Regions from separate parts of the Mus musculus genome. Here regions 1, 2, 3, 5 and 6 are each linked to region 4. Evidence: chromatin loops called from intact Hi-C (ENCODE). Cell type or tissue: left cerebral cortex. All regions are shown on one strand.

Region 1 (5,000 bases), 320 kb after region 4:
TATGGGAGAAAAGAGTAGAAGTAGAGAACCCTGACGCTTCCGCATAATGCCTTCATGAGGTTTGGCTCATGAACACTAACATTCTTCACAGAAATGCGCTAATGATTTCCTGGAGTTTCTGTTGCTTTCAAGCTTTCCTAAGCAGAACAGTAAAAATAGATACGTCTCAGACTAATTTTTTTTTTAATAGAAACCCATCTGCTCTTCTTTCTTAGGAAAGGACGGTTGGTAGGAAATTACACATAGAAAAAAAAATCCCTGCCAAAAGATCTCATGACATTACCTTTCAGGAAATGTATAAAAGGATTTCAAAAACAAGAATGGACTACTATCTTTCTTCAATGACACACTGCTTTCTCTTACAGTTACCATATCAAGGACGATATTTTAGAGGCTGAATTCTGACTCTTTGCAATAACATCACATAACATTTTAAGGCTGGCCTGACATCCTGCAGCTATTTTCCTTTTTCTCCAGTAGAGATGTGAAGGCAGTGGCAGCATCGCGCCCTCTTATTGGCTGCCTTTGAGCATGGGCTACAGCAGTTTCCTACAGAGCTTGACAAAGGAGAAAGGTTGGCAATGAGCAGAGCCTCTGGCATGTGAAAAACAGAAAGAAACATATATGGTTCAGAAATAGCAACGGCTCGCCTGCCAAACCAGCCCTGTGGTGTTCATGCTTCTGCATTACCGGCCTGCCTGCCTCTGAACTCAAAGCAGAGGGGAAATCAGTGGAGCTCTTTCCGTTTTTCAGCAGATTTAAGCTCTTTCCTCTGAATGCCTGTTAATAGAAAAACCATGACCTTCATATCTTTGCAAAAAAAAAAAATGATGCTTCATAGATTTTCTCATTTAATAGAGTCTTCTATGCCCTTGCATATCAAAACAATTTTTAAAAACTTTAAGAAACAGGAAATTAGACTGAAATGTAAGTGTTGATTTTTATATTCTTGGAATGATGAGCATGAAAAATATTGAGCAATACAAATGAATTTTAAGGTACATACTTTATGCTATATGCTTACTTTAAGAATAGTAATATAGTACTGTGTAGCATATATTATTTTTACACTAATGAGGACACTGTTGAATTAAACTATTGAAGGATATACAGACCAACTATTATAAATGGTGAATTTAGGCTCTTCATGAAAACCTACTTTATTATTAAATACAGTCCTTATATATTGTTTCAAAAAATAATTATAGCCAGGCAGTGGTGCTACTTGCCTTTAATCTTAACACTCTGGAGGCAGAGGGAGCTAGGTGGCTGAGTTTAAAGCTAGCCTGATCTGTAGAACGAGTTCTAGGACAACCAGGGATACACAGAAAAACCTTATCTCAACCTTCCCCTACAAAAAAAAGCACATTTATATTTATTTTATGTTTTCATTACCCACTATCTCTTTGGTGTGTGTGTTTGTGTGTGTCTGTGTGTCTGTGTCTATGTCTGGGTGTGTGTATTTCGATATGCATGAGTGTGATGGTCAGGGAACAACTTAGACGAGTTGGTTCTCTCTGTCTACCATGTGTACTCTGGCAATAGAACTCAGGCCATGAACCTTACTGTCAAGTTTTTCTTCCTGATGAGCCATCACTCTGTTCTTCTACTATATACTTTGCTGTCTAAAACTTACTGCAGTAAGCAGTATGAATCATTTAATGCCTATGTATTATTACATACCAGTGTCAATACAAAGACAATTTACCTTCCATGAGATGAGTCTGAACAATACCTCTATAATAAGAGACATTTTAAAGAATATCCAAGTCTACATTTTCAACAGAAATCTTCAGAAATGGTAAGTTACACTGGTCTTCAGGGAATATGGCAGATAGTGAGCCACTTTTAATATGTGTCCTGGCACAAAACCCTTGGCAGGAGTATTGCAATATTTTACCCATCACATTTTGCTTTCTCTTTATCATTCCCAGAATCCTTCACATTAAAAAGGAACAATTAAGGAAATCAAACAGAGCAAGATTAGAAGATGGTGACAAATAAACAGATAAAAAAAATCTAAAGGCACCAAATTTAGAAATACATATCCGGGTCCCTAAGTAAAAGCCTGTTTTCATCTGAAGGCAAAGACAATAAAGACCAAGCAATTGTGACATCAGAATTAGCAGGACAGGACTGCTTGCAAAGGAAACAGAAGGGAGGGAACCTTGGAAAGAACTTTCACACTTTTGCTTCTTGTTTTCCTAGCAACAGAGTGAATGCAGCTTCAACTGCCAAACCTTGCTTCATTTGAGTGAAAGCCCAGCTCTAAGAAAATTGCTTTTAGGTTCCACTAATTGCTTGGCAGTGCAGGCACACACAAATAGATCAAGTCTTTTGTGCTCCTGGAATGCGTCTAATTGTATGCATATGATGGATCTCCTTCATTTTCTGCTTCTAGATACACAGGTATCACAGTCAAACTATGATAATTATTTTTGGTATTCTTTGCCACTTGTTTGTTTTGGTTTCTCTCGCCCAGTGTCCTGCTATGTGGTTTTAAGTCATACCTACCTAGTCTCTTTTATTGCCAGCAGAATGGTCTGAGAAGCCCTCCTGTGATGCTAATGACCTTTAGTGGCCATAGTGTTGACTGTTTTTTTACTTCTGGATTCCTAAAAATGTCCCTTGCTTGTTAAGTATTATTTTGGCCTTCACATGAAAATAGGCTTTTACTTAGGGACCTGAATATGTAGTTCTAAATTTGATGCCATTAGATTTTGTATCTGTTTTTTTTTTTTTTCACCATACTATAATCTGCTCTATTTGATTTCCTTAACTGTACCTTTTTAATGTGGAGGATTCTGAGAATAATAAATAGAAAGCAAAAGAGCTATTTCCATATGTGACATTAAATATGTGAACTCAGAAGCACATGTCTTGTGAAAATGGTGTATCAGATATGCTATAAGGGCTCCTAAAAGTCAGCCAAATGCTGCCATTTTGTTTAACGACTTTCATATTAAGTTATATGACTGGATTTATTCCATCTCTAAGTTTCTTATTTCCTCTTCACTTATACATTCATTCCTTTATTCTTGCTTTTATTCTGCACTAAAATTTAAGCATTCCTTTTATTTTCCTATTTAATTTTCACTGCTTATTTTATTTATATTCCAACCTAAACTGTCTTCTCTCAGTATAATTATTTTCTTCAGAAAAATAGTGATGATCCTTAAATTTATTGTTGCATTATTATTCCTGAGGATATGTGAACAGACATCTTTTTCATAACAGTTAGCAACCTGTTAACAGACCAAGGAAATACTTCCATTCAAGTCCATTTTGTAAAGATATGAAGGGCATTACTGGCTGAAAATCAGGTTCATCCTCCAAAGGTATTTCCACAGCATTTGTCATGACTCACAAAGATAAAACCACTGCCATCCCCGCAATCAATATTCAATGCCCTCCAAACTCACACATGCCCACAATGTCTGGATAAGGGGCAAGTGAGAATGGATGAGAGGAATTGAAAAGAAGTATCTCCTCTTCTGTTATGTAATGACAATGCTTTCATTACTATGCTCATAGTTCTAGCAATTGGTGTGCAGTTTTGTTTAATTCATTGCTATGATTTTAGGGCAAAATTCTTCTGTAGGTTAGCATAACACTGTTCCACGTTGACCATTGTTATGCTATGCCTAGAGAAAATAGCAATGCCCTCATTGTCCATACACATGGATACATATGTATACACACACACACACACACACACACACACACATATATATATATATATATATATATATATATATATATATATATATATAATTTGAATAGAAGCCCAGGCTCCACCATTATGAAAATGTCTCATCTAGGACTCTAGGACAGTTATTTCTAGTCACCAATTTACAATTTGGTGCCTAAAAATACTTATATCTAAACTTTATAGACATAAAAACCATATTTCTTTTCAAATATTAGGTTCTTTTGTGTTCTACATAATAGAAACATGTGATGTGCTATATATATATATGAAGTAACCTACGTTTTTATGTTGTAGACACATACTCACATCCATATCATCTCTTTTCCAACCATTTTCCACTAACTTCAATTCAATCATGCTAACAGTAGGGTTACATTGAAGCACTGGGTACAATTTAAATGATGGGAGTTAGTACTAAGATTTTAAGATGTAAGTGGTCCTACTGTCATATCATTTGCCAGGTGATGAATAATATCCATAAAAAGAAAGAAAAGAAACAAATAGTGTAGTATATTCTAATCATAGTTAGAAAGGACACATGTGGGTGACAACCAAAATATGGACACTATGACCAAAAGCCAGCGAGAGTCATTTCTTCCACTTTTAATTCTGAAGTTCTAAATCATAGCCTCTTGACTGAAATTAACAGTCTATGCAGTGTACTTGAACTTTAACAAAATAGATCATGAGTGTTCCTTTGACAAGGAGGTAATTGTCTAGAGAGATGGCTCACTAGAGGTGCTTCTGTATGGACAACCTGGATTTGATCCCTGAAACCCTTAATGTGGTAAAAAATTACTTCAAGAGTACTCACATGTTCATATGTACATAATAGCATGTATATTCCTGCACATACACACAAAGAGGTACATACTCCCTTTCACACATATATAGTGAAAATACAAAGACTTATAATTCTGTGAAGTGCTAGATATAATAATAACTTCATTTATGGTTGTAATGTCATAATACATACTAATTTTACAATATCTATTATAAGCTTACATGTATAGACTACTTATTTCTCAAGTAAAGATGAGAAAAATTAAGGATAAATCATTTCAAAGACAAAAGAAAACTCAATGTATTATTTATTTTACTTTGTAATGGTAAATGAGAATTTCTTTAATCAAGTTACATCAATAAATAGGTAAAGAAAATGGAGAAGCTATATATACAGGAATCTATTAGGAGGAAAACTTATGGTCAGAAAGAACATCGCTAGTTCCGGCAGAAATTTATACTTAGAGTATCTACAAAATATTAAAATGGTTCATCTATTTAGAAT
Region 2 (5,000 bases), 240 kb before region 4:
TGGAGGCATTTTTTTTTTAAATCTCCGAGTGACTACCTGTTGATGATAAATCTAAATTAAGCCAATTTTATTTTCTAAAATTAAAATAACATCGACAAATGGCTCATTTTTCATACCTATATTTTCTTAATAACTGGCCTTTTATTTTCCTTAGGTATGCAGTAGTTAAGAAGTTTCTAATTTCATAAAACAAAAATACCAGTTATTAGTATAATGACTCCCATTTATTTTGAATTCAACAATATTTGTGAGTTTGTTTGCTGATGCAGTACTGTGTGAGTGCTGGGCCACGTTCTTGTGCTTGCTAGGCAGTCTATCGCTACATACATACAACATTCAACACTATTGTGAATTTATTTTATAATGGATCTTGGGGTCAACTCTAATTATAAAGGGATGCACAGGACATATTTAGTTCTCCAATCCTAAATTTAAAAGAATCCGGTAATAGTTACATAAATGAAAAACAAATTTACCATGAGTTGTGGAAGAAAAGAATGCGTTAGGTACAGTGAACCCAGCAACCAGATGGATGTAGAATGGGTAGGAACAAGCTGAGTGCATACTATATGTGAGTTAAAACTAAGAATACCAGTCCATTAAACAAGAGATGCATTCTGCTTTTAGGAAAATTAGTACCCATACTGAAGACATAGTTCTCATAGATACATACATGTGCAATGCTAGGCACAAGGAAATGTCAACAATCTGGTTGAGGGAAGAGCTGAAGAGAGAGCTTTTGGGAGATGATGAGTCTAGTAGCCCAAGTGAGCATCCGTGAGTCTCCTGGAGATCCGAGGAGAGACTGAGGACATAATGGGTGTAAAAGACCTACTATCACTTTGTGCTTGGCAGAGTTCACTGATAGTGATAAAGGTGTTCATGTTGGAGGAAGGAGGTGATCTGAGGGCTATTCTGTTGGGAGTTTGCCAAGGTTTGGGACACAGAATATTTGGAAAAATTATATTTCCTCTGATTGAGGTGAAATGAAATTGAGATGGTTTTGGTCAGCCAAGTGAAATCTGGTTTTAATTTTAAATGTTAGCTTCAATTGTCATGAGAAGAGTCAAATGCACATTACTATGATGATAGCAATATGGTTAGTTGTTCAGGTTTTGATGGGATGTTGGGCTCATGTGGCAATGCTGGAAGGTATGAGAGGTAGTTATATTTAGAGTCCATTTCAAACACATTGCTAGCAAAACCCTGATGCATTCAGTATGCTGTCTGACTAAAAGAATAAAATTCAATCACGATGTAGATAATTTTTTGAGTGAGTCGCTAGGTTAAAGTAGATTATTTTATCAACTTGAGAGTCAATTTTGAGAGTATCAAGAATGAAGGGTGGGAGAAATGCTTAGAGTTGCTCCTTGAAACCACCAAAACTTTAAAGGAGATGAATTTGTTGAACTTGGTAGATGAGTGAAAAGTTAGCTGAGATTGTGGGAGGAAATGAGGGCATCACTTTTCACTTTACCCATAGTTACTGAGACCAGCTATTGAACTGAGCTGAGACGTAAGTGACTCTGGCATCCACATCTTCCCACTATTGAACTCTCTGTTTTTACTGATCAGCCCAGGGATAAGAAGCATTTGTCTGTTGCCCTGTGTTTATCACTGTTAAACAAAGTAAGGCTAAACAGCACTTAAGTTCATAAACAGAGGGATTGTGGCTAATGTTGCTTGCTATTATAAAGCTGTTTCCAAATTGAACTATAGAGATGGCAACTCCTCTACAACATCACTCTAACATTTTAATGTTTGTAATAAATGATTGTATTTGATTATGTTCAAATATGCATGTAAATATTAGTATAGAAATATATATGCAAGTATTTAATAAACTATTTTTCTGTGTTCTAGTATGATGTGCTTCAGGTCATTTCTCTTTTAAAATCATTAATGAATTGCCTGAAAATGAGATAAAAAGCCATGGCTCACAAGGAGTATAATCTAATCTTGAACTCTTTATCTTTTAATCTTTTCTTTATCACTTTTGTATCACAAATTTAATGATTTACAGTGTCCAAGAAATTCTTAAAGAGCAAATTAAATCTCAAGACATACATAAGTATATATTATTTTATGAGTTCTAGTTTATATTTATCTATTCCTATCATGCTTCACAATATCTACTGCTTTGCAGAAGGAACATGATGATTTCAGTGCATTTTCGTTGTTCTGGACACATAGAGTTCAAAAGATATTCCATGTAGAAGTTCCTACACACCTTGCCTTCAGCTTTTTTACATACTTATGCTGTCTTCTGTAATTGCAGAGTGGACACTTGCTCTTATCCGGCCTGGAATATTTTTCTCCTGGATGTGCCTGTCCAACTCAATTTTATAAACTTAGCTTCTGACTACACAGTGTGCTATATATATTTCTTTTTATAGAAGTTGCTATCTTATGCTATTTCTAAACTTTCTCTTCTTATTTTTTTCTATTTCAGGAGTACTGTAGGGACAAAGAATTTTTATTTAACTCTATGTACTCTGGTATGAGTTGCAGTATTGTAAAACATGTAGTGTTTATGTAAGAGATGCTTATTGAGTGAACAAATGAATTCAATGTTGGAATATGCTACATATTGGGGAGAGTTCAACTTTGCTCACTTTAAGAAATTAGGCTGTGTCAAAAACCATTGAATAACTGTAAGATCAAGGCTTTTACATTGTTGTAGATTTGACAGTGCTTCTGTTCCTATCTTAAAATCAGGATTCACTATGTTTAGCACAATGGATTGCTGTTTGATATTATTGTCAATTTATAAAAGGGCAAGTGTCCAGTCTACAATTATAGAAGAGAACCTAGTGCAAAGCCAGGAGTGTGTGTGAAATTCCATGTTGAATATCTTTCTAACTGTGTTTGTCTAGAAAACAGAATCAGGACTAGGGCATAGACCTGCTTCACTACATGTCTTCTAAAGTACAGTGAATAATAGATACTGTAAAATGTGTCAGAAATAGATAAATACAAAAAGCAATAACAAGCAATACTCTACTAATTGTTTTCTAAGTATCCAGTTTAGGTACTACATTTTCCAGTTCTCATGTGGTTCTATTAATGTGAATACGAACAGTGTCAGCAAAGGCATGGGGAAGATTAAAAAGAACACACTCTGTAGAATATGCAGAGAATTATTCTGCTGATAACCGGCCTTAAGCCAAAGAGTCAGAAAATAAAGTTCAGAGAATTTGATTAGTGTTGGGTCAAACTAGGAGGTAGATACTGCAGGTACATGCTTGTTGACTGACTTCTTTTCCACAAGGAAGGAATTAAGATCATCATTAAAACGGAGCAATTCCCTCAACACAGGTGGAGGAACAATCCAGAAGAGTTTGGGATGCTGGGAAAAGCTCATTCCCTGGAAAGTACAGAGACGAAGAGATTGTTAATACTCCCCTGGGATGAATGGACTTGCTAAGCCGTAGTTTGTATGTGATGCAGAGACTGGGGGTTCTCATGGTTGGCATGGTTTGCTTTTCTAAATACTACATATGGTGAAATAAAGAAATGCATCAGCAGCTAGAGAGGATTCTTTATTGATTTTCTAGCTCTAGAGGCTCCCCTGGAATCTTGCCCAATTAATCTTGTCAGAGTGAATGAATAAACATAATTGATCAATGGGTAGGTTAGAGATATTCTGAACCCAAGAGAAGAGATGCAATATTTCAGAAATTCAAGCACAAAAAGATGAACCAATGTGAAGAGATAAAGTTAAATTGGGAAAATAAATTTGATACACGATTAATAGATTTTGATGGTCTTCAGAAAGGAAAAGGCAGAGGGCCAGAGAGAAGAGTCTGTGACAGCTTTACAATTTCCACTCTCCCTACGGGAACACAGGAAGAGATAGCAATGTGAGGACTGGGGAAGAAGAAGAATTGACAATGAGTGCCTTTGAGTGTGTGGAGGTCCTCAAATCTAAATTAGCAAGGGACAGTAGAAAGGACATTCAGTCTTATCTACCATTTTAGGAAGCAGTCGCATAGTTACAAGTGTAAGTTGTGACAATGGCCAACTTCAGTTTTAAAAGAGCCATTGGTTTACATGTTCTCTCTCCTCCAATCCTTCTGCCCCTTGTTAACAACACAGTCATTCACTGATTTATCCATGGTATGCACTGCTGAGACCTTTATCTTCTTAGTCACGTGGTCTTCACTGTTATGCAACAAGGCAGGTGATTCCTTCCATAAGAGAGAAAATTAACATGTTGTAGAGTCAATAACTAACAAAATAAGAAGAAGCACTTATCTAGAAAGAACAGCTGAGATGGGATTTGAATACAAGTCTCATCCATGCACAAACCATGCTCTTTTATTAGGTTCATTGTCTGGTTGAAGGCCCTTTCTTCAATCACGATAAGCACTTTACCAGAGAGGGAGGACTAATGAACAGGAATGCTTACTCTTTTCAGTAAAACTCTGTAATAAAATGATTTTGTAAGCAAATATTTTGGGCTTGACAGAGAAACAGTACTTGCTAGGTGATTTGGACTAAGAACAGAGGACGTAAAGACCTGGGAGGAAGAACTTGATGCAATGTTGTTAATCCCCTGTAGTTTGGGACTCACTGTTTCTTTGTTATCCCCCCTCCCCACTTCTTTTCTCTTATTTCTGATTTCTACATTCATATGTGGGCCTTCTGTGATTTTTCAAGATCCGTGGATCCTCTCTTTTTTTTTTAAATTTAGTTGCAGGACATTTCCACTAAAACTTAACATCGCAGACAGCATATGTACATAAGATCTACATAAGGAGAGTTTTTGCTTGAAGTGCAGGGCTCTCTGAACTCTACTCAGTGCTTTCTCTGGTTCACTGTCTCAAAGCACTCTCTGAATTTGAAAAAGCAGGCTTCTTGATCTTTCCTTCCATTCACAGTAGCTGTTCCTGCTTTGAACAAAACACATGTTTTAGTAACAGCTAGTGAACTATTGGCATTTCATTTCTTCTGGAGAATCTCTTTCTAAATATGCTCTCCACCCCCTTTGAAGTAGC
Region 3 (5,000 bases), 1.5 Mb after region 4:
CCACAGCACAGACAGAAAAGTATTAGTAATCAAGACCTTCTGTGCAATGCATTCTGTAAAACAGAACTGGGAACAATAATTGATGGGAATGTATAAAACTGTAATCTCTAAGTATGCCAGAGTATTTAGGTCACATGACAATGCTTTTCTGAAAATGATAATGCCTCATGAAAATAATATTTATGCAAGCACAAAATGTTTTCATTGCTTTTTAGAAAAGTCAACTAATTACTTTTGAAACATCTGCAAAATAAAAACTACTTTGATTTAAACTACTGATAAAGTCTATCCTCTCCATATTAATAAACTGGAATACCTGAACATCTACAAGTCATTTATGTGTTTCAAATTCCTCTGCCATGTTTAGTAATAAATATGCAATTAATTTTTCATATTGAGTGATGCCAAAACATAATCTCTCTGCAAATGAATAAGTACTACTTCTATAATGCTATATTTTCCTGTAAAGATTTTTTTCAAAGATTTACACAAAAAGTCATGTAAGCAGCTATTTCTCAAACATAACAAATGTGAGAATTTTTTAAGATCATTATCTAAATCAATGATGTCTCACACTGAAATTTTATTTTAACTAAATCTCAGGTCTGCATGCTTGAAGAGCAGCTGTTTCAACAGTTTCTGATGATCATACTGTCTGGTCATAGAGTCAGAATTTAGGTAGGAAATACACTTTCATTTCTATTATGTCCCAGCTCTACTACTAAGAATTCACAGTTAAAATGTGGATTTATTGGATCTTAACCTTGTAAGCTAGGAGCTTGATAGATGATGGTGAAGCATTGCATGGCTCTCAACACTGTAGCTGTTACACTAAGTGTCTCTGTGCCTCAGTGAATAATATTGAAGAAGGAGGTGGACAGGAAATGGCATACATATTAGGAGACAAGCTTCGGGTCAATATTTATTAGATATTTTCTTCCTTTACATTTCAAATGCTATCCCCTTTCCTAGTTTCCTCTCTGAAAGTCCCCTATACCCTTCCCCTGCCCTGCTCTCCAACCCACCCACTCCTACTTCGTGGCCCTGGTATTCCTCTGTTCTGGGACATATAATTTTAAAAATGGTTCTTCACATATTTGAATGAGCCCATAAATAAATTGATTCATAAAAATAATCTTCTTATAGTATTTCACTAAGAACTAAATGAAATTTCTCTGTAAATTCAAATTAAGATATTTTAAATGTTATTAGTCAATATAATTATACATAGACCAAATTTTTATTTCAAAACACATCAAGAAATAGTTTATGTTCATAACTTTCAATGAGTTTAAAACAGTCAATAAACCAAATAATATAAGGTAAAATATCAAGGTTATTCTTTATTTCATTGTTATGTGCTCAAGTTCCATAATTTATAAGTCCTGTCTGTTTGTTTGTTTGTTTGTTTGTTCCTATCTCTTTTTTGAGACAGGTTCTCACTATGCACCTCTATCTGACCAGGAACTCAGTATATAGATTAGGCTTGCCTTGTGTTCTTAGAGATCTGCTTGCCTCTGCCTTACTTTGATGAAATCAAAGCCATGGAATACTACTCTCTGTGTCACAATCATAACAAAATTATTTTATCCTTCAAATATAGGGTAGTATTGTATTAGTTTACCCTAGCATTTTCTTATAATATCTTAATAAGAACAAAGGAAGAAGTGAAATTCTCTGTATATTTGTCAGTGAATCATCTCTACAGAGCATCCTATTTCCCTGGGAGAAAATGCTTTTTCTAGATGACATAAACAATCATATTGCAGTTCTCTAGAACAATTATTTATATGCAAAAAAGGATCATTTTTCAGAAAATTTTTTACTTTGTCTTTTGTTACTTTTTGCATCTGAGATATGTTTTATGCAAAAAAGAAAAAAAGTGATACTGGTATAGTCTATTTGAAGAGTGGTATCCATGGTGGGTTGAGTCTAGTTAACCAACATAAGGTAAATTCCAGTGCTGTATGCTTACAATATCAGGACTTGGCTGCTACACCGGATATGGCTGTGAATTTGAAGTTAGCTTGTACTACACTGCAACACTTACCTGGACAAAAGAAAAAGAAGAAAATGAAACCCACGCAACCCAACAATGGTAAAATAAAAAACCCTGTATGTCAAAATGACATTGTTAATTTTAAACAATTGGCAATACTTTCAAGAACAAAGTGATCCAGTCAAGTTTTCTTTCCTATTGTCTTATATGTTTAGACTAATTTAATGTCATCATCTATGCTCTTCTTGAAATTCATTTCAGGCAAAGTAGAAAGTGGCTACAGTTCTACATGTTTTAGCAGATGAAGTATGTTAATTTTTTCCTTGCCACATAATCTGAAATAACTGAGACACTGTAGCATAATAAATACCTTTATTCTTAGCTATTTAGATGACCCTTGTAGTATAAGAAAAAAATATTACAAATGCAGCCTGGTTTCTGGAAATTTCTATTTGAAGGAAGAATAGAACCTATTTCTTCTTTTTTCTTCCTTTAGCGTCACAGAAGTTAAGTATAATTAGAAAGAAATGTAGACTGTATAATGAGAAATGAATCTCATGAGACAGAAATGAAAAAAAAAATATTGGTTTGCACATACTATGTGAATGAGGTCAAGAAGAGCAAGCTATCCACCAACCTGAGCTCCATAAAATAAATAAATAAATGTTTCTGTAAGAATATAAAAGAAATAAGAAGACACATATTTTTACCGCCAAGCAGGACTGCTTTTCAGAGCCTGCATCTGTTGTAAACAGACCAGACGGATATGTACAGAAATAGAAAGCTTCAGAGAAGGGGTGTGATTCACAGGCTCTGCTTTAAAAGCAGCATCAAACTTTCGTTTGCAGTAGATGGCTTGTTGAAGCAGGTGTCCTAAAGGTGCCATCCAACTGCTGAAAGTCAGCTTGTGTTTGAAAGCTTGCCAGCTTGAAGGCCATTAATTGACAAGCTGTGAACGTCCAGCATCACAGGAAAGGAAATTGTACAAAGGGTGAGTCTGAGGTTCCCCGCACCATACTCAGAGAAACAGTAGAGGGAGCTGCCAATCTTCCAAGACCAAAGTCTTGTGACATTAGCAACAGGCCTCTATAAGAATGCCATTGCACAGAAATTATTATAATGTATTTATAATTGCCATATGACAATGTATGCTAATTTTCCAAAGTACCAATTCAGAATTATGTTTTTGGAGGAAAGTTAAAAAAAGAAAAAAGAAACAAGATAACTTATTGTTTCTGAGGTTTCTTAATGGATAAAATCTGTAAGGTGGCTAAAATATGATGCTGTGGCTTTTTGCAAAGACCAATAAAGAGGGAAAAACTTCTGACAATAAACATGCCAGGCTATTTAAATTCCTTCTTGGTAAGAATTATATTTGCTTGAAATGTAGCAAAATTTCTCCTTTGCCCTTTCTACAAATGTTCCCCAGGAATAGAACAGCATTTCAAAAGTGGGTACTGGGAAATTGCAAAGAATTTGTTGCAGATTTTCCTTCATACATCAGAATAATAATTATACAACATGAGATATATTTATCCCATACCAACCTCCATACCAACTGTGACTTCAGATGTATGTAGATTGCCTCCCTTTAATTCGCTGCTAATTGTCCCAGGTGATCCTTTTGAAAACACAACAGAACAGTAAACTATACAACAGAAGAAACATGGCTATCCTAAGTTGTAAGACAGCTTCATAATAATTCAAAATACGTTATGAGAAAAGGTCATCTGTTTGTTACACAGCAACTGAATACACTGCCTTGACATAAAAGAGTGTCTGTGTCTATTGCATTTGCTGAAGAGAACCTATCCTGGTAGACAGAGGCAGAGTTGCTCTGATTTCTATGCTGTGCACAGGTCTAATTTTGACAACCCTACTGGCAGACAAAAGGAACTGGGAAAATGATTGTTCCTCCTTCCAACTACCAGTACCTGATTTTCCTTCAAAATAATTTTCTGCTTTTAACAGAATAAAATAAGGCATGGTACAAGTATACAATTATTGGCATTTATACTTACATGTATAAAAGGGAATGCTAAATAATTTGCTTCTAAAATATTCTGGTTTTAACCCATTTACATAAAAGAGGCAGTTGCCACCCTCTGCTAGTGAGGGAGATATTTCTGTAGCACTTGACTTGAAGATGCTGTTATATTTAGACATATATTCTTAATTCAAAGATACCAACCTAAATCTTTTAAACATCACATTATTTCCAGAATTAATATATTAATATGAGCATTTGCAAAACTGAAACACTATTGTTTTCTTTATCAATTTGTATTACTCTTTATTCATTCTCTCTCTCCACGTTTTCTCTCTCCCCACCATGTGTGTGTGTCTGTGTGTGTCTGTGCCTGTGTCTTTCTGTGTGTCTCTCTGTGTGTGTGTATGTGTGTGTTTGTGTGTGCCATTGCGTGCACATGTATGCCACAGAATATCTGTTAAGATCAGAGGACAAAGTCAATACTTTCTTTCCACCATTTTTCTAGGGATTAAACTCAGGCCAAAAGCCTTGTCAGCAGATGACTTCTGTCTGAGCCATCTCACCAAGGTTAAGCAGATTTAATCTGTGATATCTTTAGGATCAGAGAATTACATTAAAACATAAAGTTAATTTAGTTTTAAGAAAGTATGAATAACCCATTGTAGAGGATATTTTTGGCTGTATGTTTTGAGATACAACATTGTATTGGATTGGAGAAGTGCTAGAGGCAGTGCTGATGGCATCAATCTCTACTTAGTTTCCACTAACAGCACCCCTTTAAAAAATACTGATTTACATTTCAAGTGTTGTCCCCCTTCTTGGTCCTTCTTCCACCACATCCTCCCTCTCCTCCTCCTATAGGAAAGCGCCCCTCCCACCCATCCACCCACCCTTAACACCTTACCTCTTTGGCATTCTTGTTCTCTGGGGCATCAAGACTCCACAGGAACATCCCCTTCTACTAAGGCCAGATGAGGCAGCCCTCTGTTATATATGTATTGGAGAGTATGT
Region 4 (5,000 bases):
TGTGTGTGTGTGTGTGTGTGTGTGTGTGTTCAGTGTTAAAGTTTCTAAAAGAAAATAATACCTTCTGCCCCCACCCCCATCTCTGGTTGCATATAACTCAGGTACAACCATGATTCATACTCACAGGGGAGTTCATGTTTGAAACTATTTTTGATAGAGTTCATTGTACAAAGAAACCTGAATCTGTCAGTTGTATCACACATCTCTCTTGATCACTGTGAATATTGGCATTCTCCACAGTCAAAGGATATAATGTAATTTAAAACATAGATGTATTACCAATTTAATTGAGTCATGCTTATAAATGTTCATTCTTCCTATGCAGTGTATAGAATTCAAAGTCCTGTGACTAGTTATTTGGCTAGTTAGTTGTTGATTGTTATTCTTGGTATTGGATGTTGAAACTAAATAGCAAACCGATATATTTACCCTTCTGTGTTATTGTTCTGCAAATCTTTGCAACAGATCTTCCTTGACAAGTTCCATAATTATTATTCTTGTCATCTAAAGATGTAGTATATTATAATTTTTCATCCAGTTGTTCCTTTGTTAATATAGCTCGGTAACCCTTCAAAGGATCATCTTTAATGTGCATCTAAGATTTAGATGTCTAGACTTAATATCAGATGTCAAAGAAAAAATGGGAATGTCCAGTTGCTGCTAAGGCAAAAGCTCTCTGAAGAGACACAACTCACAGAAGTTAGGAGAAATGCTAACCAAAACATCTTTAAAGGTGCATATCTGTAACTTTGCAGAATCAATACGTATTTGAGAAGAGATAGAAAAGTTTGCAATTTTGTGACATGATTGAAAATGGATGCTGCCACAACACATTTCTGTGGTCTAGAAACTTTCCAAGACATTAAATGTTTTCTGTTCAGTATAGAGATCACGATGGTTGAGGAAAAAGAAATAAAAAACAATTAAAACAAACAAAATGGTTTTAATTAAGGAATAAATGAGTGTTTCAAAGGTTAAAACTTACATTGCACTTTGTAAATTCATGGATTCTGAGAAGATACTACTGGTGCTTTTGTGTATCACTGCCTTAACTTACATAGGTTTTTATTTTAGGCTATATCTGTTCCATCCCTTAAATGTTCTTATTACATGGTAGACATTCAGTACACTGTGTCTAACAATCGTTTGTATGTTTCAGAACAAATTTGGTTCTCATTTTCTTGTAAGGCAAGAGGAACATCAGCCAAGAGCAACTCTGGAAAATTCATGAGTTGGTGTGAATAGTGCCATTCTCCTGAATGTTTCTGAATAAAGGATTTTATTACAGCACATTCCACCTGAATCCCTGCTCCTTCTGTACCAAGCCAGCCATTGCTACAGAAAACTGTGTTGTTAAGGTGTTAAGACATCTGGTTCCAGTCAGTCCCTTCCTCTGCCACACTTGGTTCTCTCCTGGGATTCAATAAAGCTAAGTGCCTGGTGCCTCAGAATCTTTTGTCTTGTTCCTCTGGTAGGGATAATTGCTTGGGGACAAAGGAGGAAAGAGCATGTAATTTCTCACCATTGCTTGAAAATTAGATGCCAACAGCTGACTGAAATCTTGTGAACAATTTTATTTGAAAGCGATGATATCAGTTACCTGTTATATGCTTAAAAGATGCTATTACAAAGACAAAAGTTTTTACTGTTTGAATGTTTATGGTTTTTCAATAAAAGCCTAATTTAAAAAAAAACTAAAGAGACACAGCATTTTCTACACAAAATCATTCTATTGAACAGTAAAGGGTTATTTGCTTTCCCTATTTTTTTTATGGCTACATTGTATGCTGCATTTTATTTATCTGCCTGAACAGAAGGAGTATGGCTGAAATGTTGCATTGAGCCTTTCTTCCAGAAATAAATGTAATGCTGTTTTAGGAGTCATTAAAACAACTTGGCTAGACCTCAAGTTTGAAACCTTTTGACCTACAGTGATGTCATTGCTGGACTTCTTTACTGGTCTTCGTAACGATCAGCAACCTAGGTAGCAAAATATCCTAGGGCTAGGCTGAGCCACTGACTTGCCCAGTAGTTGTTGGGAAAGGCGGTTGCTGATCAGGAGATGCAATGCAGTGTTTTTCAGGCTCTATTAATAGACGAGTGCACAAATTTCACTTAACTACCACTGCTTAGATAGCTCTTTATAATATATTGCTAATTTCATCTTGGCACATTAGCATTATAAGCCTCAAGTTTCTTCTTTAAAAATGTGCTCCCCATCTGCTTCTGCTGTATTTTTGTACAGACATTGCTTCTAAAAGCAGAGGAGTGCTTTTCCTGATTCAAGAAGGTTCACTTAGAGAGAGTAGGAAAACTGAGGCACTCATGTGAATCCCTGAGTTGAAGCACACAGGTTTAGGGTGAGAAGTACTCAAGAGCAAATGACATGGTAAGCTCACTGTCTCAGCCAGCCTCCATGGTAGGTTCACTGAACCCCAGTGCAAACGGTAAATAGTCACATATTCGTCTGAGCCATGGAGGGGATTCTATTTCAAGAACGTCGACCTCATTCTACCATAATCCCTTGCTGCACTGTGCTGAGATCTCAAAGGGACATTGGTCTGACGCCTTCAGGGTATTTTTATTGCTGACACCAGATGGCGCTCGTACATTTTAAATTTTGCTTTGATCGGTCCTGTTTAAAATTTTAGCCACTTTTCAGGAAGATTTTGCTCAAAAGATTAAAGGTCACATATGTGTTCTTTCATGTAAAATCTAATAGAAAACTTTCATCTGTTCTTTAAGAGGCCTCGCCCCCTTTCATACACACAAACATTCACTGGAAAGTATTGTTGGTGAATATTGATTATTGTAGGAATGATTGAGGAAAGCCCACAACCACCTGTGTCTAATCATGTAGAAATTCAATTCGTTTAAAAATCGCTTTAATTTTAAAAATCAATCTTAGTCCGGATTTCATCGTTCTGTTTTATACTCTTGAGGGGCGGGGCACCATAAGAAACTAAGAATTACGTTTATCCATCATCACAGAAAACTGTGTGCAAATGAATTATCTGTGGAGCCTCAGGGACACCTGAGTTTTTCCTCTTACAATCTCGCTTGTTCTGCTTCATTCTTGCATTCCCAGATCAGTGTCTCTTTATTCCACTTAAACCTTCAAACGGATAATGGCATAAAATTAGACTCTGATTACAAGAGCAGCAATTGGGGCTGCTTTGCCCAGCCCCCTTCCTCTTCCTGTGAACAGATTACTTGTGAGAGAAAGGGCAGTTGTGAATTTGTTTTCTTTCCTGTGACTTTATTTGTACTGGATTTTTGCTTGCTGGCCTTGAACCTAGTTCTAAGAAGATCTATTTTTTCTGAGACTTTTAGTTTATTAATGATCTTTAAGATTTTACTGAGTTTTGTAAGACATTGTCCTCATTGCCTTGTGTATCTCTGAAAAACTGACATTTTTTTTTTAATTGGGAATATCCTTTGCTGACTTTAATTTTTTTTTTTTATTATTTATCTCTGTCCTTTGGTAGAAAGTGATGAGGGGAAAAACGTGAAATTACTAAATGTGATTTACAGAAAAGAGGCAATGATTATGTCCTTTATAATTAAGTTGACGAGAAGAGTGAAGAGGGTTTTAAAAACCCTATCTATCCCCAGTGCTAATATGCAAATTGCTCCTCGAAATATAATGAGCACCTTATCTAGTTCATGATATTTCATTTTGAAACTAACATTTTCCCCTCTTAATAGTCCAGAGGGTTATTGACCAAAGCGCATTGATTGACTCTGTTATGCTAATAGTAGCACAAAGAATGCCATAATGGGCTTAGCACCCCAGGCTGCTGCAGAATTTTGATCCTGTCCTTTCCAGAGGAATCTATACAGTCTTTGCAAATAATCCCACATAAGCCACCCAAAAATGTTTTCTTTTGTAAGGGCTTCTTTCTTGGCAGCTCTCCTCTGATTCATTTCAGCAGAATTAAGCTTAAAATTTTCAAAAGGCTTGTTGAAAATTTATCAAGATTAGAGAAACATTAGAGCAGAGAGGGAGCTTTGAGCATTGTTTACAAGTGTCAAAACAAGAGGTCTTTGCTGAGGTCAGTCCCCAAGTCATTCACTGAGCTTAAAGGCCTCTGTCAGCACAGGTTTTCCAGGTGGTGGGGGCTTGTTATGTGGTTTTGTGTGATAAGGTACCAGAGAAGAGAGAATGGCACTATTAGGAGGTATGGCCTTGTTGGAGTAGGTGTGTCGCTATGGGTATGGACTTTAAGACCCCCATTTTAGCTGCCTGAAGTCAGTATTCTGCTAGCAGCCTTCAGATGAAGAAGTAGAACTTTCAGCTCCTCCTGCACCATGCCTGCCTGGATGCTGCCATCTTCCTGCCTTGACTATAATGTAATGAACCTAGACCCAATTTAAGTGTTGCCCTTGTAAGAGTTGCCTTGGTCATAGTGTGCATTCACAGCAGTAAAACTCTAACTAATACTTTTGTGTTCAAATTAGGGCTCACGTCCAGACAAACCACACTGGGCCAATACAGTTCCATTTGGGAATTATTGTGGGGGGAGGGGGCAAAGGTGACAAGGAAGACAAGCGGGAAAGAAAGAGAGAGGTAGAGGGGTCTGCCTTTTATTTGGGTTGCAACATAGCTGCTTGAAGGTAAAAGTGGGAGGTAAGCCAAGTAGAATCTGGGAAATGTATGGTGGTAGCCATGGCAACAGATGTGAGGGTCTCTGTCACCTATATGTGAGATGTCACTGGGTTCAGTGACAATCTACCAACAAAGACAGAAGTTAAAACCCTATGTAAGACACCCTTCCTGAGCAACATGAAATCAGCTGCAGACTAGGATTAGCAGCTGGGTAGTGGATGCCTTCTGTGTCTGAACATCTGGACTAACGCTGAGAGAGCCCAGGTCTTCTGCCCCTAAGGCTCTTCTCTCTTTAAAACAGGCATGGGTTGTGCAGTGACTACCTCATTCAAAATCATCCAATGCCTTTTCAATTGTATTCCAGGGTTTCCATGGAGATGATTTCCTCTCA
Region 5 (5,000 bases), 120 kb before region 4:
TCTAGATTGATTGACTTTGTATATAGGGAGATATCCTATATTTCAGGCTTTTGGGAGCCTCTGCAGTCAGATGTCAGAGCAGCATGCGGGTGCTCAGACATTCCAAAACAAACAACCTATTTTGCAGGCATTTTCTTTTCCTCTTTGACAGTGGTGCTCAGAAAGCTTTGCTTATACACAAGGCACAAGTATATACAAGTATTATACAGGTATTGTGTGTTGAAGTTATTATTGTTCAATAGCATATGATTACTCCTCATCGTGTTTTTAAATAATTAAAGAGAGGAATCAAAAATGAGAACTGGTGACTAAGCAAGGATTAGGATGATGACAATAATGATGTTTGATATGCTGTGGTTTTAGTCAGTATGATGAAAATGATCACATATTTGTCATTTCTCAGTTTTTCTTCTGTTGTTTTTATTTTGTGTGTAGACATATGTGTACATATATGTATATATATATATACATATGCATTTAATAATTTTATTCTGTAGCTAATATTTCATGGGTAATTACCTATCTAATTCTATTTATACACTTTAAATGTTGGTGCTTATTGATCTGTAAAATACTGTACTTTAAAATTAGTAACACTCTTATTTTCTACATTAAAACTATAATCTACAGAATTTAGAGAAAATGAAAATTCTGTGGCAAAACTATTGGTATGATTAAATTGAGTGTCACTTCACATAATAAATTGGGTTTTACTTTATTGTCTGTGAGCTTAAGGCCTATACAGTGAGTTCTAAGCTAGCCAGGTATATCTAATGAGATCCTATATAAAAATTGTGTTTGGCTCCTAGGAGTAGAATTATCTCAGAAACATGAATAATAACAAGAAGAGTACATCTTCTTCTCTCTGTTAATCTACCTCCATTAAGTCTGTCCTCTATTCAGAATTGAACATGCTAGCAGTATCTGCCAGATCTTGGTGAGTACTTCTTTTGTGATGGAGTGAGATGATTGATGCCTTATGCACAACAGATATGGACTCTCTCATCAAAACACATCCTCAGCTCTTGGAGTTCTCAAACAGTATAAAATGATGCAATTCAGGCTGGTCTCAAACTAGCAATTATCCCCCCTTTACCTCTAAAATGTTGGAATTATAAGCATGAGCCACATACTAGCTGGTTCATAATCTGCTGTTGAACTGATGGGGTAATTTTTAAGCAGTTAGCTTGGTAAAGCAAAGGAAGTGAGCATGGGTACTGTCTAAAAAAAGTGCATTCAGAATTAAATCCCAGACCAGTTCCTGCACACCCCTGCAGTGCTGAGAATAACACCTCCTGCTGCTAGACTGTGAGGAGGATATGTGGCAATCATCCCAGGAGAAGGGATTTGGTCACCTGGTCACAGTAATATGCTCAGCTTTTTTGCAGTTAGAATAGTAGTTCCTTACCAATGGTTTTAAAATTTTTTTGAATTGTTATTTAATAAGTATACAGCTATACCTATAAACAGTAATTAGATGCTTATATCTCCTACAAATGGACAATGTGTCAATTTTGAATCTTAAAAATGTCATAAGTTTTTTCTGGTAATTGATATTGACTGAGTACTAGTATGAATACCTAATTTGGGACTTGTAATGTATGCCACTGAAGGTTGTCTTCCTGTACGTTTATTAACTAATGCTTGAAAATTATTAAATATGAAATTTTCATCTGTTTATTCAGTCATTATACAGACATTTATCTCTATGTTAGGCCAATAAGCAGGTGCTGTTCTGTGGCTTGTAAAGTGTTTCAAAATGTTATGGACATATTTGTACAAAATACCTTCTATCAATATTGGAAGCCTCATTAAAATGTCTCAATTTTTTTCTTTGCTGTATTAAATTGAAGTTAGAAAGTTTCATTTTGGGATTTCTGTGTGGTAGACTTCAAAAGGATGGGGATAGAAGGAAATCGTGACAGCTTGGCTTGGATGTCTTCTACTGGAGTTGATGGCACGCTCATGCTTTAAGAAATGTGAGAGACTCATGAATCATAACTGATTAACATCGTATCTCGGAGCATGGTTCAGTGATCTCAGAGACAAGTGAAAGAGAATATGTGATCACTGTTTTAAGGTATCTATAAATCAGTTAGTTTAAAATCATTAACACAGTTGTCATGATTCCAAATTTTATAAAAAAGACTATCAATGCCATTCATGACTATGTGGAATAACACACTTTAATATATTAAATATATCCAAAATAAAACCTACAAATTTTTCTAAATTTTACATATTACATTCTAAAATTAGTTAATCTTCCTAATGATATATTAAAAATTATGCCTAAGTGGGACCATAAAAAATGAGGTTAAATCCTAGGAATATGGAGACTTTTTTTTTTTTTGGTTTGGTTTGGTTTGGTTTGGTTTAGTTTTTCGAGACAGGGTTTCTCTGTATAGCCATGGCTGTCCTGGAACTCACTTTGTAGACCAGTCTGGCCTCGAACTCAGAAATCCACCTGCCTCTGCCTCTGCCTCCCAAGTGCTGGGATTAAAGGCATGAGCCACCACGCCTGGCTATAGAGACATTTTAATCTCTTTCTCAAACTGTCAAAAATTCACAGGCATGGCCTTCTTTGGAGTCAATGCAACATAAAGCCATCAGAATGAAATCTAGAGTATCTCACCATAAGAGACATTGCCTAGGAATGAGCAAGCTATCAGCACTGTTTCAATTTCACTGTTTCACTCAGCAAATTAAGCACCGCTGCTATCAATCCTGAGGATTGTCTATATAACCGTTGAGTAAAATACATATCAAAAAGTGGAAGCTGCAATATAAATTAGTTTTTTTAGACTTGAGTACTTTATGAAACAGTATGTGTGCAATGCAAGGGAAAAATCTAAGCTTATGATATGCTCCTGAAAAAAGAAGGCATGGTAAGTCAGACCAGTAGAAAGGAATAAAATAGTCAAAATTATAACAATAAAATCAAACATTTGAAATGGATATTTCAAAAATATATTTTATCAATATATCTTGAATAGTATAAGGCCAAACTGTATAATGGCAAGTGGCTAGACTATTTAGCCATAGATTTCTACCATAGGCAGAGATCCAGTTAGATTAATGCTGTCTGTTGTACACAGCATTTTTCTATTGATGGCATCTCTTTCAGAGTATTGTCTCGCACTTCTGACCCTCTAAAATAAGACATGATTTAAACAACGTGATATTAAATTAACTGAGGAAGCTAAGTTGTACTTTGTTTTAAAAACTTAACTGTAACAAGTTTAAAAATGCTTCCTATCTTCACTATCTAAAGAGGTTGGGATTTCTCATTGCAATCTATGGGATAGTTCTTGCATCAGAAACTATTCACTGACCCACCCAAAAGACAGCTTCATACCAACTCATTTTTTTCTTAACTTAGGAAGTGTGAACTTAAAAATAGTGCAAAGAAAATCATTATGGAGAAGTCTGAATAATCTCTTCTACAAGCATTGCTGGCCTGAGTTATGGAGGAGTGACATTGTAAATCTAGTTTTGACAAAAAGCATATGGCACTGGTTTTATGAGATATCTGCTTTGAAAGATTTTTCTTTCTAATCCCTTTTAAGGCATTTTTTACTAGATAAATTACATACTTTTCTTTCTGGTCTGTTCTTCTGGTTCACTTTATGACTGTATGTTCTCCTGAGTCTAATTAGAGCATTTTAAAGTTATTGTTTTTCTCAGCAATGTGCCTTATTTTCTGATTTTTTGGGAAAACCTGAATGTAGGTCAAGGCTAAATCTGTACACACTGCTGTAATATTTAAACTGTGACATTTTTTGGAGCCCAGGTGATTAAGAACCCCTTGGAAATTATGAATGACAGAATGGGAATAGCAGAATCAACCACTTATTTGGGTTTTGGAAAAAAGATTTGCAGGATCAAGTTAGATTGCATCAATTGCAGTTCTCCCTGGGGTTGAAGTACAAACACTAAAATTAGTTTTCTCTGTGATAACTCTTGTCCAAACATGTCTGAGGAGAACAGAATTGGCTTAATTTTGAAATGGATAATTTTAGATACAATTTCTATCTCTTTAAAAATAACTAAGTACCCACTGAAAGGGGTGAGGTGTGAGCCCATAATGATTTATATTGTTAAGCATGTTTATAAGCACAGTATTATATAGTATACTTCAAATAAGTGTCTAACTAGTTATTACATGGAGTTACAGTAATATTTTTGAGGTAAATAATTGAACTTATAACTAAAGAAAGAGGAAAGAATTGAAGCCAAAATTTAAATGGAAAATAGAGAAAAGATTATCTGCAGATGATGAATGAATGCAACCATAGAGCCTGTTAATATTTTTGAAAAAAGAGAATCTCAAAATTTGAGAAGATAACGTATTGGCTTTGTAACTAAAGATGATGAAACATAGTTGAAAGAAAAAAATAAAGAGCTGTTGATCTCAACTCTCTCTCTCTCTCTCTCTCTCTCTCTCTCTCTCTCCCTCCCTCCGTCCCTCTCCCTCCCTCTCTCTCCCTCCCCACTGTACAAATACAAAGTTGCCAGTCATGGAATCATATATAGAAAAGTAACGTTATATGGACTGAGCAAAGTGTGTTTATATATTTGGAAATACGTGTGTGTGTGTGTGTGTGTGTGTGTGTGTGAGAGAGAGAGAGAGAGAGAGAGAGAGAGAGAGAGAGAGAGAGAGAGATGGAGAAACATCTGTAGAAGAATTGTGTTCTTGGATAAATCTAAATATTTCTAGCATCAAGAGCAGTACTTTATGGAATGATCATTACCACATTTCACTGTGCAAAGTGTAATTCCATAGCTTTGTTTAGTTAGAGTAAAGAAAATCTGAGTATACTCATCACACATTAGAAACTAACATGTAAACAAAGATTCATTATTTTTCATTCTTAGAAGTGACCATTTATAAATAATTTATTATAAAAGGATGCCAATTCTCCACATCATTAGGGACAGACATTGTGAGAATATCGTCTAATATGAATACAAGTTACTGACGATAAGTCCGGGAAATT
Region 6 (5,000 bases), 250 kb before region 4:
GATTGGGCCTTGTTGCTCAAGCACAGCAAATGAACGCAGGTAATCCAACACCTTAGCTATAATCAGAACCTGAAAGCATACTAAGTTAAATGCATTTAAGGAGGCCTGCTGTCATTTCAGTTTCTAAAAGTGCCCATTGCTGATGTCAAGAAAAAGTTTAAATTGGGGTTGCAATGTCCTGCTAGCTACCTAAAATTAAGATCAAACCAGTTCCATGCCTCTTTAGGCTGTTTGGCATTAGACACCACTATGAAGCTAGAATCAACCTGAAGAAACCTTTTCTTGGAGAGCTCATTGTTTTCTGCAAAAAATTTAGTGGAAAGCTCCCCAGCCCCCAGCAGCGGAAAGTCTCTCTCACTCTTACTCTTCTTGGTCCTAGCAATGGGGGTGGGAGGGGGATGAAGCTTCATTTTATTTCCTATTTTGCTTGCTGTGCCCTGCTAAGTGTGATTGCGTATAAGATCTTTACCTTTTGTTGTCCAGTGTAGGAAGGAGTTTAGGATTCAGACTCAGAGCCGAGCCGACATGGCTACTTCTTCTGTACATGCTGCAATCCAGGTCAGAGGCCATGGAAGGGAAATCAAATGATGGTGAAAGATATTTTGTTAAAAGCAACATTGTTTGCCATACATCTACTGAGCTGTTCCTGAATCTAAGGAAGAACGAGGACAATTTGTTTGCCTTGGAAATGGGCAGCTGTTCAACGTGGAGAAAGTGGAGACGCCTTACCGTGTTTGGAGACCTTGGGGCCTGACATTTTCAGGCCTCATTAATCTTCACTTAAGTTCTGTAATTCCAGAAGGCACACTAGGCCTGCTTAATTACTCAACACTGTAGAGACAGTGTCAGTTTCTTTTCTAGAGCTAATTTATACATTCTAATATTTAACCCTGCTGCCCTTTGCTTGGAGACCCACATTCTGTGGGAGACGAGAAAGCAGAATAGTTCTGATCCAAAAAGATAAGGTTTTCTCAGAGAAACTGCCACAAGGCATTCTTCTGGAACCCAGTGAACACTCACATTTACTTGGTGTCTTGATTAGGGGTTCTATTGCTGTGACAAACCCACCATGACCAAAAAAGCAAGTTAAGGAGGAAAGGGTTTATTCTGCTTACACTTCCAATCATAGTCCTTCATTGGAGAAAGTCAGGTCAGGAATTCAAGCAGAGCTGGAACCCAGAGGCAGGAGCTGATTCAGTGACCATGGAAGGGTGCTACTTGCTGGCTTGTTCCTCATGGCTTACACAGTCTGCTTTCTTATAGAACCCAGGGCCATCAGCCCACGGATGGTACCACCCTCCATGGCCTGGCCCTTTGATCACCAATGAGAGACAATATCTGACCATTGGATCTCATGGAGGCATTTTCCTTTTAATGACTCTAGCTTGTGGCAAGTTGACTTGCAAAACCAGCCAGTACACTTGGTATCTGGATTTTGTTCTTTAATTATGTCAAGAGGTTGCTCCAAAAAGAAGACCCATTGCCTATGATGAATTGCAGTTACTATTGAACTAATTTGGTTTACCTTCGATAATTGTAAAAATTGACAGTGATTCTAAAAATATTTTCACAAGTCAAATTTCCCTATCAAGTATTTGCAAGTGAAGATAGCTGATGACATTTTGAGGACATTTATACATTTACCCTGGGTTTAACATCTGCTTTCAGTAAGGAGTTAATTTGACCAGAATCAAAGCAGGCTCCACATAAGAAACCAAGACAAGATGTAATTTACTGAAGCAAGATAACACCCAACTTAAAAAACACATCCTCTATCCACTTGCAGTTTATAGAGTCCATCAAGAACACCCCAGTCTAAACATCCAGAGCTTGCTTGACCTTAATAGGAAGTTGCCCGATTTCTTTGAGAATTATGGGTCCATCTTAAAGTCCCCACACTTAGGGGACTGAGTCAGCCAAAGGGAGAGCTCAAGGACAGACTCAGGCACACAGAATTGTAGGCCAGCTGGCGCCATCCAAGACTGCTTCAACAAAACAACACAATGAGAAAAAAAAACACAACCAACCAACCATCCTAAACAAAACAACAAACAAAGCAAACAAAAAGCAACGCTGGATGTGTACTGTTGCTAGAGTACTTGCCTAGTATGTGACAAGCCCTGACTTTGATCTACTACACATACTGGGCATTCTGACACATGCCCATTATCCTAGTATTCTCCTAGGTGGAAGGAGAATCATTAGCTCGAGGTCATCCTTAGTCATATAGCAGTTCACAATCATCTTTAATTACACAATATGTTCAAGACCAGCTAGGTCTGTAAAAGAGCTTGTCGTTAAAAAAAATAGTGCTTAAAGAGCTGCACTGTAACCTGTCATTACGATTATGTATTTTACACATGCATCCATGTGGGTGTATGCACAACGCTAGCAGTTTGCCTCTGCTGGACTTTCAAACCTCTTTTTGAGATTGATGGCAGTCCTATGCAGGTTGTTCTAATTATGTCATTCATGTCAGCAAAAGACTGGCTTCAGCAGAATATCAACCATTGACCAGAAGGTGGCAGTGTCAGACCATTTTGGATTAACAAATTACAGCAGCCCTCTGATTGCACGTTAAGACATTCATGCAAGGGACTATCAGAAGGATGGCTTTAAATGATTTATTTTCTAATACAATCTTGATGAAAAATGACCTTTCAGAATAGAAGTAATAAGTTTGCTCCCATTTGGTTTAAATTGAAATACAAGGGCCACTATGCAGAAAGCTGCAGATTTTTTTGAAACTAGCAGATTTATGAGATCTAACTTTTAGGAACTCTAAAAACACACATTTAAAAGTAAAAAATTCATAGCTTTGTGCTTGGAATCTGTAAAGATACCACAAGTGCTGGTTTAAAGTCTTGAACACAGTTCTGAGCATGCAAAGAATAAAAGTAGGACCATCTGGTCATGTCACCTAAGTAAGGTTTGTAGACTTATTTAACAATAGTATTATGTACTATTTATTACTTATGTGTAGGCCACAAGAGTTCACGTGTCCCATGTATGTTCAGGTGTATGTAGATTCCCACAGAGACTACAGAAGTGGTTATCAATCTGTAGGTCAAAACCTCTTTGGAGGTCAACCAACCCTTTCACAGGAGAAACCTAAGACCATCAGAAAACCCAGATATTTACACCGTGATTCATAATAGTAGCAAAATTACAGTCAAGAAGTAGCAACAAAATAATTTTGTGGTTGGAGGTCAGCACAGCATGAGGGCTGTATTCAAGGGTCTCAGAATTAGGAAGGTTGAGAACCACTGGGCTAGAGGACCGCTGATTCCTAGAGTTACAGACTTGGTGAGCCACCTGATGTGGGTGCTAGAAACAAGACCTGGATCTGCTGCAAAATCAGTAATGATCATATTGACTAAGGTACGTCTCATTAATGATCTCTAATCCCTGAGAAACTTACTTCCAAGTGTCACTGGCAATGATGATGGGCAGAGGAAAAAAATAAGGTGGGTGATGGGACTAGCTTGGATTTGATATGGGCAGCCATGGTTCCTGCCACTGGAAAAGGGCCAACAGGGCATGGGCCTCCAGTGTCATTAGCTTTTGTGGGCACAGGGCATGTTTATATATTTACTGTCCATAGTTTTATGTTTCTCCTCCAAGGAATGTCTTTTCTATTAGCATTAATGATTACTTGATAATCAGAGACTGTACAAGTCTGGTAGGCAAAGGCATGGCTAATGTCTCAGTAAAAATGGTAAACACTAGGACATTCAGGTCAGCCCTTAAGGCTGTGGAAAAGAACTCTAAAAACATGAATTCAAAAATATATAACTTCTCAACTATGCAAAATATAAGGTTGAAATATGAATTACACGAGAGGCTTTGCAGATTTAAAGGAACAGAGGCAGCTACACTATGAGCCAGCTTGTCAGAAAGATACAAAGACAGCAATATACAAATACAGGCAGATTCCTCAGTTTAAGGTCAGCCTGGGTCAGAGTGAATTTAGGTCCAAGCATGGTTGGAAAGGTGATTCCAGGGCAGTGCCCCACCCAAGTATCACATTGTCTAAGCATGTGCTTTCTTTCTCCTCAGAATGAAGAGGCTGGGATCAGGGCATGCGGATGCATAGCACAATCAAAGGGGAAGCTGGAGCAAATGACTGGATTGATATTTAAAATACAAGACTGGGCTTATGATATGTAAGCGATGAGGCACCCAGAGACTTTTATTTTAGAATAGAAAGAAAGATCTGCTTGGAGACCTGCCACAAGCAGAACATAGAGAAAGCAGTCTGGAGATCTACAGAGAAAACAGAACACAAAGACAGTAGATAGAAAACTGTCTTGTGTAGAGCATAGGCCACTGGCTTATACCTACGATTTGACTTTGAGCCATTTCTTTTCACTGCTCCCAGGTAACCCCTTCTCCCAGAACCCCTCTCCAAGCTGAGACTGCCCCTTGGCAGGTGGAAATCAGTGCTTAATTAATCTCTGTGTGTTCTATAAGGCTTTCAAGATTCTTTTTTTTTCCAATTACAGTTTTTCTAATTATATCAGGAACGAAAAAAAAAAAAGTGAAATCAGGCAAACAACTACAAAATGAGCTATTTTGTGTTTATTTTTGTGGTTCAAGTTGACATTCTATGTCAACACTAAGAGATGCTGATGTCTGTCACTGCATCGTTGCTACAAAGCCATCCAAGGACTTCTTTTTGTTGTTGATGTTTATCTGGTTTTCTTCCGATAGCAAGAGCCAGCACTCAGAGACCTTGCATTTATCTGCTGAGCACATGGTCTGATGCTGAGCTTTCTTTCTATCCTCTTTTCATTATGTAGGATGGTTTGTCTTTACTTGAAGTGTGCCTGAGCATTAGAATTTATGAAATGACAAGCAATGCTGGAGGACTAGGTTAGTCTTTTTAGAAATATTGCCCCTCTCAGAACTAATAAGAAAGAAAAATAGAGGGCATGAGATCTCATTATAGATGGTTGTGAGACACCATGCGGTTGCTGGGATTTGAACTCAGGACCTTC

Evidence for each region. Hi-C counts contacts between places; a loop is a spot of excess contacts. Peaks named below come from ENCODE experiments on the same cell type or tissue, not always from the same donor. Only the 100,000 strongest peaks of a DNase experiment are listed, where the experiment ranks them.
Region 1: it touches region 4 in a loop (4-fold over the local background); 3 of 42 quality-filtered maps call a loop at or near these places.
Region 2: a loop joins it to region 4, with 4 times the contacts of the local background. A loop is called at or near these places in 8 of 42 quality-filtered maps.
Region 3: it touches region 4 in a loop (7-fold over the local background); 2 of 42 quality-filtered maps call a loop at or near these places.
Region 5: it touches region 4 in a loop (12-fold over the local background); 3 of 42 quality-filtered maps call a loop at or near these places.
Region 6: it touches region 4 in a loop (8-fold over the local background); 8 of 42 quality-filtered maps call a loop at or near these places.

What each region holds. Positions count from the first base shown.
Region 1 is chr4:80,199,697-80,204,696 of GRCm38, reverse strand. No RefSeq gene overlaps it. Among named protein-coding and RNA genes, the nearest start is that of Gm32658, 430 kb to the left of the region's middle. In left cerebral cortex, no CTCF peak of the experiment used is centred here; DNase peaks (open chromatin) are centred at 133, 533 and 2,247; H3K27ac peaks cover 691 bases.
Region 2 is chr4:80,753,636-80,758,635 of GRCm38, reverse strand. No RefSeq gene overlaps it. Among named protein-coding and RNA genes, the nearest start is that of Gm42304, 16 kb to the right of the region's middle. In left cerebral cortex, no CTCF peak of the experiment used is centred here; a DNase peak (open chromatin) is centred at 2,294; H3K27ac peaks cover 1,014 bases.
Region 3 is chr4:79,050,832-79,055,831 of GRCm38, reverse strand. No RefSeq gene overlaps it. Among named protein-coding and RNA genes, the nearest start is that of A430085M09Rik, 460 kb to the right of the region's middle. In left cerebral cortex, CTCF peaks have their summits at 3,005 (motif pointing right) and 3,877; DNase peaks (open chromatin) are centred at 3,846, 4,051, 4,431, 4,975 and 2 more places; H3K27ac peaks cover 3,105 bases.
Region 4 is chr4:80,515,136-80,520,135 of GRCm38, reverse strand. Gm32658 (a long non-coding RNA gene) reads left to right here. Exons shown (of 3, transcript XR_390670.3): 2 at 4,974-5,000. Among named protein-coding and RNA genes, the nearest start is that of Gm32658, 110 kb to the left of the region's middle. In left cerebral cortex, a CTCF peak has its summit at 2,588 (motif pointing right); DNase peaks (open chromatin) are centred at 2,271, 2,521, 3,973, 4,974 and 1 more place; H3K27ac peaks cover 2,127 bases.
Region 5 is chr4:80,634,856-80,639,855 of GRCm38, reverse strand. No RefSeq gene overlaps it. Among named protein-coding and RNA genes, the nearest start is that of Gm32658, 7.0 kb to the right of the region's middle. In left cerebral cortex, no CTCF peak of the experiment used is centred here; DNase peaks (open chromatin) are centred at 1,277, 1,956 and 3,426; H3K27ac peaks cover 1,832 bases.
Region 6 is chr4:80,763,455-80,768,454 of GRCm38, reverse strand. No RefSeq gene overlaps it. Among named protein-coding and RNA genes, the nearest start is that of Gm42304, 26 kb to the right of the region's middle. In left cerebral cortex, a CTCF peak has its summit at 2,509 (motif pointing right); DNase peaks (open chromatin) are centred at 2,526 and 4,195; H3K27ac peaks cover 2,091 bases.